Regions from separate parts of the Homo sapiens genome. Here region 2 is linked to region 1. The links are chromatin contacts, found by Hi-C or POLR2A ChIA-PET in ENCODE. All regions are on one chromosome and are shown on one strand. Each heading gives the region's core, a stretch centred on a gene start or an enhancer-like site at or near the end of the contact. The rest is flanking DNA. Distances are from core to core; before and after follow the strand shown. Region 1 holds the start of PDE1B (phosphodiesterase 1B). Region 2 holds the start of PPP1R1A (protein phosphatase 1 regulatory inhibitor subunit 1A).

Evidence for each region. A loop is a pair of places that touch in the nucleus more often than their neighbours do. ChIA-PET counts read pairs that join two places held with the same protein, here RNA polymerase II (POLR2A). Pooled maps may share reads with other maps.
Region 2: a loop to region 1 is called in a pooled map, with 2.5 times the contacts of the local background. The contact joins the promoter of PPP1R1A here to the promoter of PDE1B in region 1. A Hi-C loop is called at or near these places in 1 of 168 maps with a recorded cell type or tissue (breast epithelium) and 7 of 50 pooled maps. POLR2A ChIA-PET finds 5 or more read pairs at or near these places in 6 of 52 experiments (A673, HEK293T, Panc1 and 2 more).

The regions. Positions count from the first base shown.
Region 1 is chr12:54,547,455-54,551,563 of GRCh38, reverse strand. It overlaps PDE1B (phosphodiesterase 1B), which reads right to left and starts at 1,963. Exons shown (of 16, transcript NM_000924.4): 1 at 1,792-1,963; 2 at 1,579-1,704. The coding sequence starts at 1,691. NCKAP1L (NCK associated protein 1 like) reads right to left here. Exons shown (of 31, transcript NM_005337.5): 31 at 3,321-4,109. RefSeq lists an enhancer at 785-1,413 and a silencer at 1,979-2,038.
Region 2 is chr12:54,586,487-54,590,595 of GRCh38, reverse strand. PPP1R1A (protein phosphatase 1 regulatory inhibitor subunit 1A) reads left to right here and starts at 1,937. Exons shown (of 7, transcript NM_006741.4): 1 at 1,937-2,191. The coding sequence starts at 2,108.

The DNA.
Region 1 (4,109 bases), core at 714-3,213:
CTGGGGCCCTTCTTTACCTTTCAACTACTTCCTTATCTGCCCCTTTCCCCAGCTCATTTACCATTAACGCAGCGTCATTTTCTATCAAGAATCACACAGTGCTCCTCCCAACAAAAATCAGTTCAATCTGGTTTTCCATTTCTTCATCCCAGAACTCATTCCAAGGCTGTGCTTCATAGAGCCCAGCAAATTGGATTGGCCAGAGGCAGCCAAGGAGGAGGACTGAGAAGTACATTTGGATTCCAAGCCTTGTTGCCCACTATGCCTCAGTTCTCCCTAACGCCTCTCCAAGTAGCTAGTGTATAAATCAGACCCATCTGCCATAAAAAGGTGTCATCTTATCACCATAGGTGAAGTATTTAAAGAACAATACAACATAAGCATCTATCCATCCCCTACCCCCATCTCTCCCTCTCCCAGAACCCAGAAATAGAAAGCTTCGGTGCTCACTATGGAGAACATTGAGGAGGAACTGGGTTCAGGGCTATGTTTACTGTGTTTCCTCTCTAAACATCCATAGTCTCCTATCTGTTTCCTCTTTCCTGGGGCCATGGATTCATCTCGGAGAGAGGGACATCTTCTCTTGTTCCCTGATTAAGAATCAACAGACTGCGGAGATTTCCCAATGGCAGCAGCTGACTGGGAGATAAACATGGTGCATGGCTTGTCTTTGACCCAATCCTCTTTTTTTTCTAAGGAGCAGGGGAAAAGTTCCTTTCCTCCCCTGGGACTGGAGTATCAGATACCTGAGTTCTTCCTTCCCCCATTTATTCCTCCCCACATGCCCTGGTACTGCAACAATAGGAAAAGATGCCCAAATGTGCTTGGAGATCCTGGAAGACCCTATATAAACAAAAAGCCTCTGATTAAGCCAGTTACCTTGCCTTTGTCAATCAATATTTCTTCACCATCATCACCTCCTTCAGCTTCCAGGTGGGGGCTCCAACCCCCCCTCCAGATTCCACGTGGGTCCCCTCATCATTAATACATAGAGTGAGTTTCCAGGCCCCAAGAGATGAGCAGCTCAGGCATGGGGTAACCCCCACCCCACTTCCTGTGCATGAGGCAGAAACTACCAATCCCAACTGAGATACATATGACCCACAGGTTGGCACAAGTATTCCCATGCAGTAGATCTACAGCTGTGTGCAATCACTCCACATACCTCTGTGACCCACGCTCACTCATGCACACACATGTCATGTGGCTCACATCTGCACAACTCTGCACATGGATATGTGTGAGTCAGCCTGGCACCTCTACTGCCCTCCTGCAGCCCTGCCACACTGCATATACTGTGCTGCCTCTAGGCGCTGCGTGTGTCAGCCTGGGGTCCACAGGCACAGGCACATCGTTACCTTTGCAACTCCTAAGCCCGCTCCAACTGGCCAGCTTGCTCCGCACATGCCTTGCACATGTGGCCTGGCCACGCGTGTCAGGGCCGTGCTTCCTCGCACCTGCCAACATCTGTGCCAAAGAGAATCTACCAGCCCACAGCCCTGCTCCAGTTATCCCCCCTCCTCCTCCCGCTCAGGCTCCCTAAGGTCCCTTCCCCCCATTCCCGGGCCGGGGACTTACAGAGACCGAAGCTTAATCCACATCTTCTTGCTGGGGGCTGACTTCAGCTCCAGGGGTGACGGGCAATCCGACTCCTCCAGCATCTCCGGAGGACTGCGGGGGGACAGCTCCATGCTCAGCCACGGTCTACGGAACAGAAGGAGGAGACAGCACCTCGGCTCAGCTTCAGCCCCAGCCGAGAGACCCTCACCCCCCATCCCAGGCCCTTCCCACCTGCGGCTGGCGTGGACCAGCCAGGCCGGTGTCTCTAGGCTCGGCCCAAGCTGGCAGAGCTGCAGCTCCTGCGGCTCCTCCTCTCCCGCTGCCCAGCCGAGCTTTGGGCTCCCAGTCCAAGCTCTCCGCACCGCCGCTGCTGCTGCCGCTACCGCCGCCGCCGCCGCGCGCTGCCAGAGCCGCCTCCTCGCCTCTCTCCTCCTCCCCCGGCCGGGTTCCCCCCTCCCTCTGCTCTCCCTCCCTTCTCCTCAGCCTGCCCGCCAGTCTCTCACTCCTCACAGCCACTCCTCCCCCTCCCAAAGGAACGATTGGAAGCCGGGGGCACACACAGACAGAAGCGCCCAAGGGCGAGCGCACGCACACAGGCGCCGGGGACGAGTGGCTGCGTGTGCCCTGTACTGGCGGATGTGAGTGCGTGTTTACAGAGTGCAGCGGAGGCGGCGGGCTGGACTTCGGTGTGGGTGGTTGTGTGGGTTCTCTCCGTGTGTTTTGAGTTTCTGTGTATGTGGTTGTGGTTCCATGTATCCACGTGTGCCTAGCTGCCTGCGTGTCCCATGTCTGAGTGCGGGGTAGGGGATGAGCACACATCTTTCCCTGCTAGATCTGGACTCGGAACCCAGTCGGACCAGACCCCACCTGTGCTCCTGTCTTGGAAAAGTTCAGGGTGTGCCCTGAGCTGTGATGGCATCCCACACTTGGCCTCGGGTCCCTCAGCTTGATCTTCCCCACCTGTCTCCAAGACTGTGGCCTTCTCCATGGTACTTCTGCCTGCCCGCCTAGCAGATAGGAATTTCTTCCAAGTTCAAAGCTCTCCAGAGCAGGCATCTTTTTTTTTTTTTTTTTTTTTTTTTTTTTTTTTGAGAAGGAGTCTGTGTCGCCCAGGCTGCAGTGCAGTGGCGCGATCTCGGCTCACTGCAACCTCTGCCTCCCCAGTTCCAGCGATTCTCCTGCCTCAGCCTCCTGGAGTAGCTGGGACTACAGGCGCGGGCCACCACGCCGGCTAATTTTTGTATTTTTTAGTAGAGATGGGGTTTCACTATATTGGCCAGGCTGGTCTCCAACTCCTGACCTCGTGATCCGCCCACGTCGGCCTCCCAAAGTGGTGGGATTACAGGTGTGAGCCACCGCACCCAGCTTAACATCTTCTTCTTTGACTAGGTAATAACTCTACACAGCCAGGAAAGCATTCCTGATATCAAAACCCCTCCTGAAGCACTTCCAGCTCATTTTTTCTGTTCTGTCTTCAGAGAAAGAAATCTAGGAGCTAAAGGCCCAGCACAAAACAGCCTAGCTGGTTAATAAACATTTGTGGAAGGAGTGAACTGGAATTTGAACTCAAGACCTTGTAAAAGGGCAAAGCCTCCTCCATCCAACCGAGTCCTACCTAGGACTCTTGCAGGAACCACCTCTCTTGCTCCATATTGTTCTCTCCCTTAATGACCACCTGCTTTGGCATTGGGGAAACTCCTATGTCAACAGAAAGTGGAGATATATTCACTAACTACTGAATCCAAAACAGGCCACTAATCCAGGATCCCAGAATGTGAATTTTAATTTCAAAAAATTCTGGAGGTTGGAAGGAGGAGTGATCAGGAGAAGGTATTTACTCTGTTCTAAATACTGAGTGGAGGCTCCTCCTCTCCCAGTCAGAGAAGGAGAAAAGAAGTGAAATGGAAGGGCGAAGAAGCGGATGAACTGTCACAGCTAAGACTCCTAACATAAAAGAATTGCCAAGTTAGGTCAGCATTTAGATTCAGCAGAAGTATCAGCAGAACCAGCTCCCAGAAAGTACAGAGGCAGAAAGAGATGGCAGAGTCAGAGATGGAGAAAAAAGTGGAAATAATAAGGGACTTCCCACCCTCTGTCCATCTACCTTTAGCACACATCCCTTGGCTTTTCCCCAGACCCAGCCAAGAAATGGCTGCATCTGAGACCCTAGTCACACTCCTACACAGTCCATTTCTGAAAATTTGGGAGCAATCTCCTCCTTATCAACTGAAAATGAAATGGGCTGGAAACTACAAAAGAATTGCAAATTAGGATGGTGCTAAAGAGCTCTAATTAGTAAATTAGGATTAGAGCTAAGGAGTTTCCAAATTTAGGCAGGTCTTTAAACTAGAATAGGTGGGAAAGAGGCAAGACATACATCCAGAGGGCTCTCTCAACATTTCTTGTTAACACAGTGTCACATCCTGCTCTCCCAAGACCCCCTGCTCCTGATTCATTTTAAGGCTAATTCACACACACACACACACACACACACACACACGCACACACACACAAAGTTATTCGTGAAAGAGACATTAGAGTTCATCCAC
Region 2 (4,109 bases), core at 688-3,187, 39 kb before region 1:
GCAGCTACAATTAACCGTGACCTTCTATGCACCAGGTACTCTACCCAAGATGATACTCAACCCTAGGAGGTGGGATCCTCTGTCTGTTTTACAAATGAGATGGAGGCTCATGAGAGAAGCCTGAGTCCCCAGACATAGGGATGTGGGAATCCTGGCTTCACATCCCATGGTCCTGGTAGAATGGGATGGGGAATAGACAAGTCACCTATTTAGAGGATATTTGGGATCCTGCTCTGTGGATGTGTGGTTAGGAGGTGGGGTGAGTAGGAAGGAGGCCAGAGCAAGCAACTGGGCCCTAATGAGCCAGGTATCTCCCTAGCCCCCAACCGTTATCCTCTCTGCTTCAGGGCCTTCACGATCTCTTTCTCCACTGTCACTTCTTGTGGGGGGATCTGCGCAAAGGTTGGGAATGGAGACGGGGAAGCCCAACCAGCTGTTTTCCACCTGGCCCTGCCACACCAGAGAGCAAAGGGGCCCTGCAAGTGCAGGCTGGGTGTCAGGAGTCAATCCTGGAGTCCAGGTGACAGCAAAACAGGGGCCAGTTAACCTGCAGACAGAGGTCCAGCTGGCCCACTGGGTCCCCATAACCCCAGCCTTACCCTGAGAAAACTGAGCCCGACATGTGTAAAAAGATATGGCTGGGGGGAAGGCAGGACAAGTTATTTTGTGAGGTTAGAGGGGAAGGGGCCTTGTGAAATCAAGGTCTGGAAAGGGCTGCCCAGGAGAGGAGGCAACTGAGAGTTGAGGCTGACACCTTAGAGGAGAAGATGACCATATGGTTCTCCAAGAACCAGGCATGAATCTGTATGGCACTTGCCAGTTGCTTGGTTTAAGGCTAAAGAGACAGACCCCTTCCCCTCTTCCAGGACTCCCTGTGCCCTCCTCCCCATCCCCAGTTCTTCTCTCCACCTTCTCCTCCCGAAAAGATGCATCCAGCCCTACCCCTCCCCAGTGCCCAGCACATCCCCTCCCCCATCTAGTGATCCCCAGTCCTTAGACCGAGCACACCAGCTCCTGTGAATATCCTGTCTCCCTCACTGGCTCGTATTGACTGGCATCTTAGTCTTCCACCAAACTAGTCAGTTCTTCCCATAGTCTAACCTCCATTCCTTCAGTTACAGCAGCTCGTTTTCAGTATCCTGCCAATAGTGAAATTAGAAACCAACCCTATCTGTAAACAAGCCACCCCACCAAAGGAGTTTCTCTCTCCCTCCCCAGGCATTTTCCCCTTGCAGGCCTTTCACCTACTTTACCATCCCCTAATTTAGCAAGCAGAAAGAGAACTCGATTTCACAAGCAGGATTGGCTCCCCACCATCGTTATTCCTTTTGTCGAGTCCCAGATGGTCCTCTCTCCCCAAGCCCTCCACCCACTCCCACAGGCACTTCGAGAGAAACGCGCCCTCCGGAGACCCTCTGAAGTCTTCAGTTTCCTCTCCCTGGCACTGAGGGAACACAGGACGGGTGTGCAGACTTCGTATTTCCCTCCAAGTTTTTACCTCCGCCTAGTGTTTTCCTTGCAAAGGAAAGTCCCTCTCGAAGTCTAACCTTAATCCCTCCTGCTGCATGCCTAAATCCCCTTTCCATCTTTTCTCTATAATACAACCCCCTTTAAAATCATAAATGCAATCTTCCTCTCGCGTTTAGTCTCCTCTCCTGCAGCGCCCCTCTACTTTCCTAGCCCCAACAACCTGCTCCGGCTAGGAGAAGTTCTTCCTAGCCACTCCCCACCCCAACGCCCTGCCCAAAACTCCGAGGACACTGAGGTATCTGCCTGAGCTGTCCACTACGACGGCTCCCGGGCCACGCCCGGACTCGGCGGCCCGCGGGGCGGTGACCCCCGCAGCCGCCGGTGCAGCCACGACGGGGTTAAGGTTCCGGGCTGGGGGAGGGGGAGGGGGCCGGGAGGGGCGGGTGCGGAGCCAATCGGCGGCGGCAGAGTCCCCGGAGCCGCGAGCTGGGAGCGCTGTGCCGGGAGCCGGGAGCCGAGCGCGCCGGGCTGGGGCCGGGGCCGGAGCGGAGCGGAGAGGGAGCGCGCCCGCCCCAGCCCCGAGTCCCGCCGCCTTCCCTCCCGCCGCAGCGCGGGCCCACCGGCCGCCGCCCCAGCCATGGAGCAAGACAACAGCCCCCGAAAGATCCAGTTCACGGTCCCGCTGCTGGAGCCGCACCTTGACCCCGAGGCGGCGGAGCAGGTGCGGAGCAGGGCGGGGCGGCAGGGCACTCGCCCAGCCAAGGACGAGGGACCCCTGGACTGGTGGGACCCAGGATCCCTGCCTAGTCCTCCCTTAGCAGTGCGCCCTTTTGAGGACGAACGCTCAGTTTGCGGGGGGCGGGGGGGGGTCTTCTGTCCCCTCCCCCACCGTCGGAGCCACATCTCGAATCTGTGCTTCTTTGAGACTGACCGAAGGAAGAGCGCCTCCACTCGATGCCTGGCCCCGCGAGAGTCGCTCTCTTCCTCCCCAGTCCTGGGGGAGGGGGCCTGCTTGAGGACACGACCCCTCCCTCCTTAAACAACCCTGCATCCCCCACCCAGTCAACCCCCACTAGAGTTTCTGAGCTTGGTGGTGGCGCTGAAGGGAATCAGCAGCAGTGCGGGAGGGGCCTGGGGAGGGGTCGGTAATGGAGAGGGAGCCTGGAAGGGTGGGAGTTGGAAGAGGAGAAACAGCTCTCCCTGTCCCCTCCTAACTGGGGGCCACCTTGCTGGGCTCCGAAAGTGATAACAGGAAGGGACTGAGGACCACTGAGAGGGCTGGGGCTCCAGGGAGAGGGGAGAGGGGTGGTCGAGTTGTAGGCTGAGGCTCCCTTCTTCAAGTCTCCGCACATGGCCCTTATTCCCAACTCCTGCCCTTTGGAGTGGGGAGTCCAGGTGGGACTGAGCCAGCAGCACTGGGAGGCCAGAGGTGGAGTCTTTCCAGGGGCTGGGGTCCAAGCTGAACAATATGCAAGGGAGAAGCACTGTGACAGCCTTGGCTCAAGGGGTGGGAGTCCAGGGCCCTGGCCCAGCCTCCTAGCCTGGTCTATTTTTAGCTCAGAGCAGCCTGGCAGAGGGGGCAGTGTATGAGAGTGTGTGAGCAAGTGTATGCCTCGGTGAGAGTGAGCGTATGTGTGGAGAGGGTGGCCACCCGTGGTCCTTACTACTCCTTGTTTGCCAAATATTTGCTTATTTGCCTATTGCTCCATCTCTTTGTAATCTCTGTCCATTTGCCTAGACATTCCCATTCCTAAAGAATATCAATTTCCCACAAGGTCAGTTCTCTGTTTCTCTCAACAAGCTGCCAGGCTCTGGCTGGCCACCCCCAACCTGAAAAAAACTTTGTGACCTCTTGGGATGAGGTGGAGAGAGTGTTTTTTGTCATTTTTGTTGCTCCAGCTGTTTGGTAGAATAAGGTCTGATGTGAAGGGAAGCGGGCAGGGGTACACACTCTCCCTACCACTTCAGCTTCCCAATGTGGAGATAGGGTTAGGTACCTGCGTCTCCGTCCTCTCTCTGGCCTGGGGTGAGCCACCACCTCAGAGCTCTAAGGTGTGACTACGGGAAGGCTCTTGGTGAAGCCTCACAAATCTGTAGAGGATGAGGAGGATGGAGAGCCATCAGCATGGGTTGTGTTCCCTGGGAGTCAGGGGAAAGGCTGCTATGCCTGGAGGCAGGGCATCAGCCAGGATAACCTCAGACCCAGGAAAAAGGGCTCAAGAGTCTGGACTGTGGAGGTTGGGGATGCAGTTCCAAGGAGAACTGCCTCCCACTGGCACAGACAGGGCCCGACACCTGTATCTGTTGGGTGTTGGAGGAGGCAGGTGTAGTAGGTGGGTAGGGAGGAGGAGGAGGAAGGCCAGCTGGTTCAGGGATCTAGGAGACAAGGGAGGGGCACAAGGCAATCCTGAGGAGTCAGAGGGAAAAAAGAGAGCCGGGACTTGGGCCTACTTTCACTAATCTTCAGAATTTGTGTCTCTTAGGCCTGAAATTCTTCCTGTGGCCTAACCTCAGCCCCTCCTGCTGTGTTAGGCAAAAAGCTCCAGGCTTGGCAGGTGCTCCTAACCCAGACCAACATGGGAGGGCAAAAGGAGTTGGAAGCTCTGAGTTATAGAGCACAGAGTGGCAGGCGGTGGAGG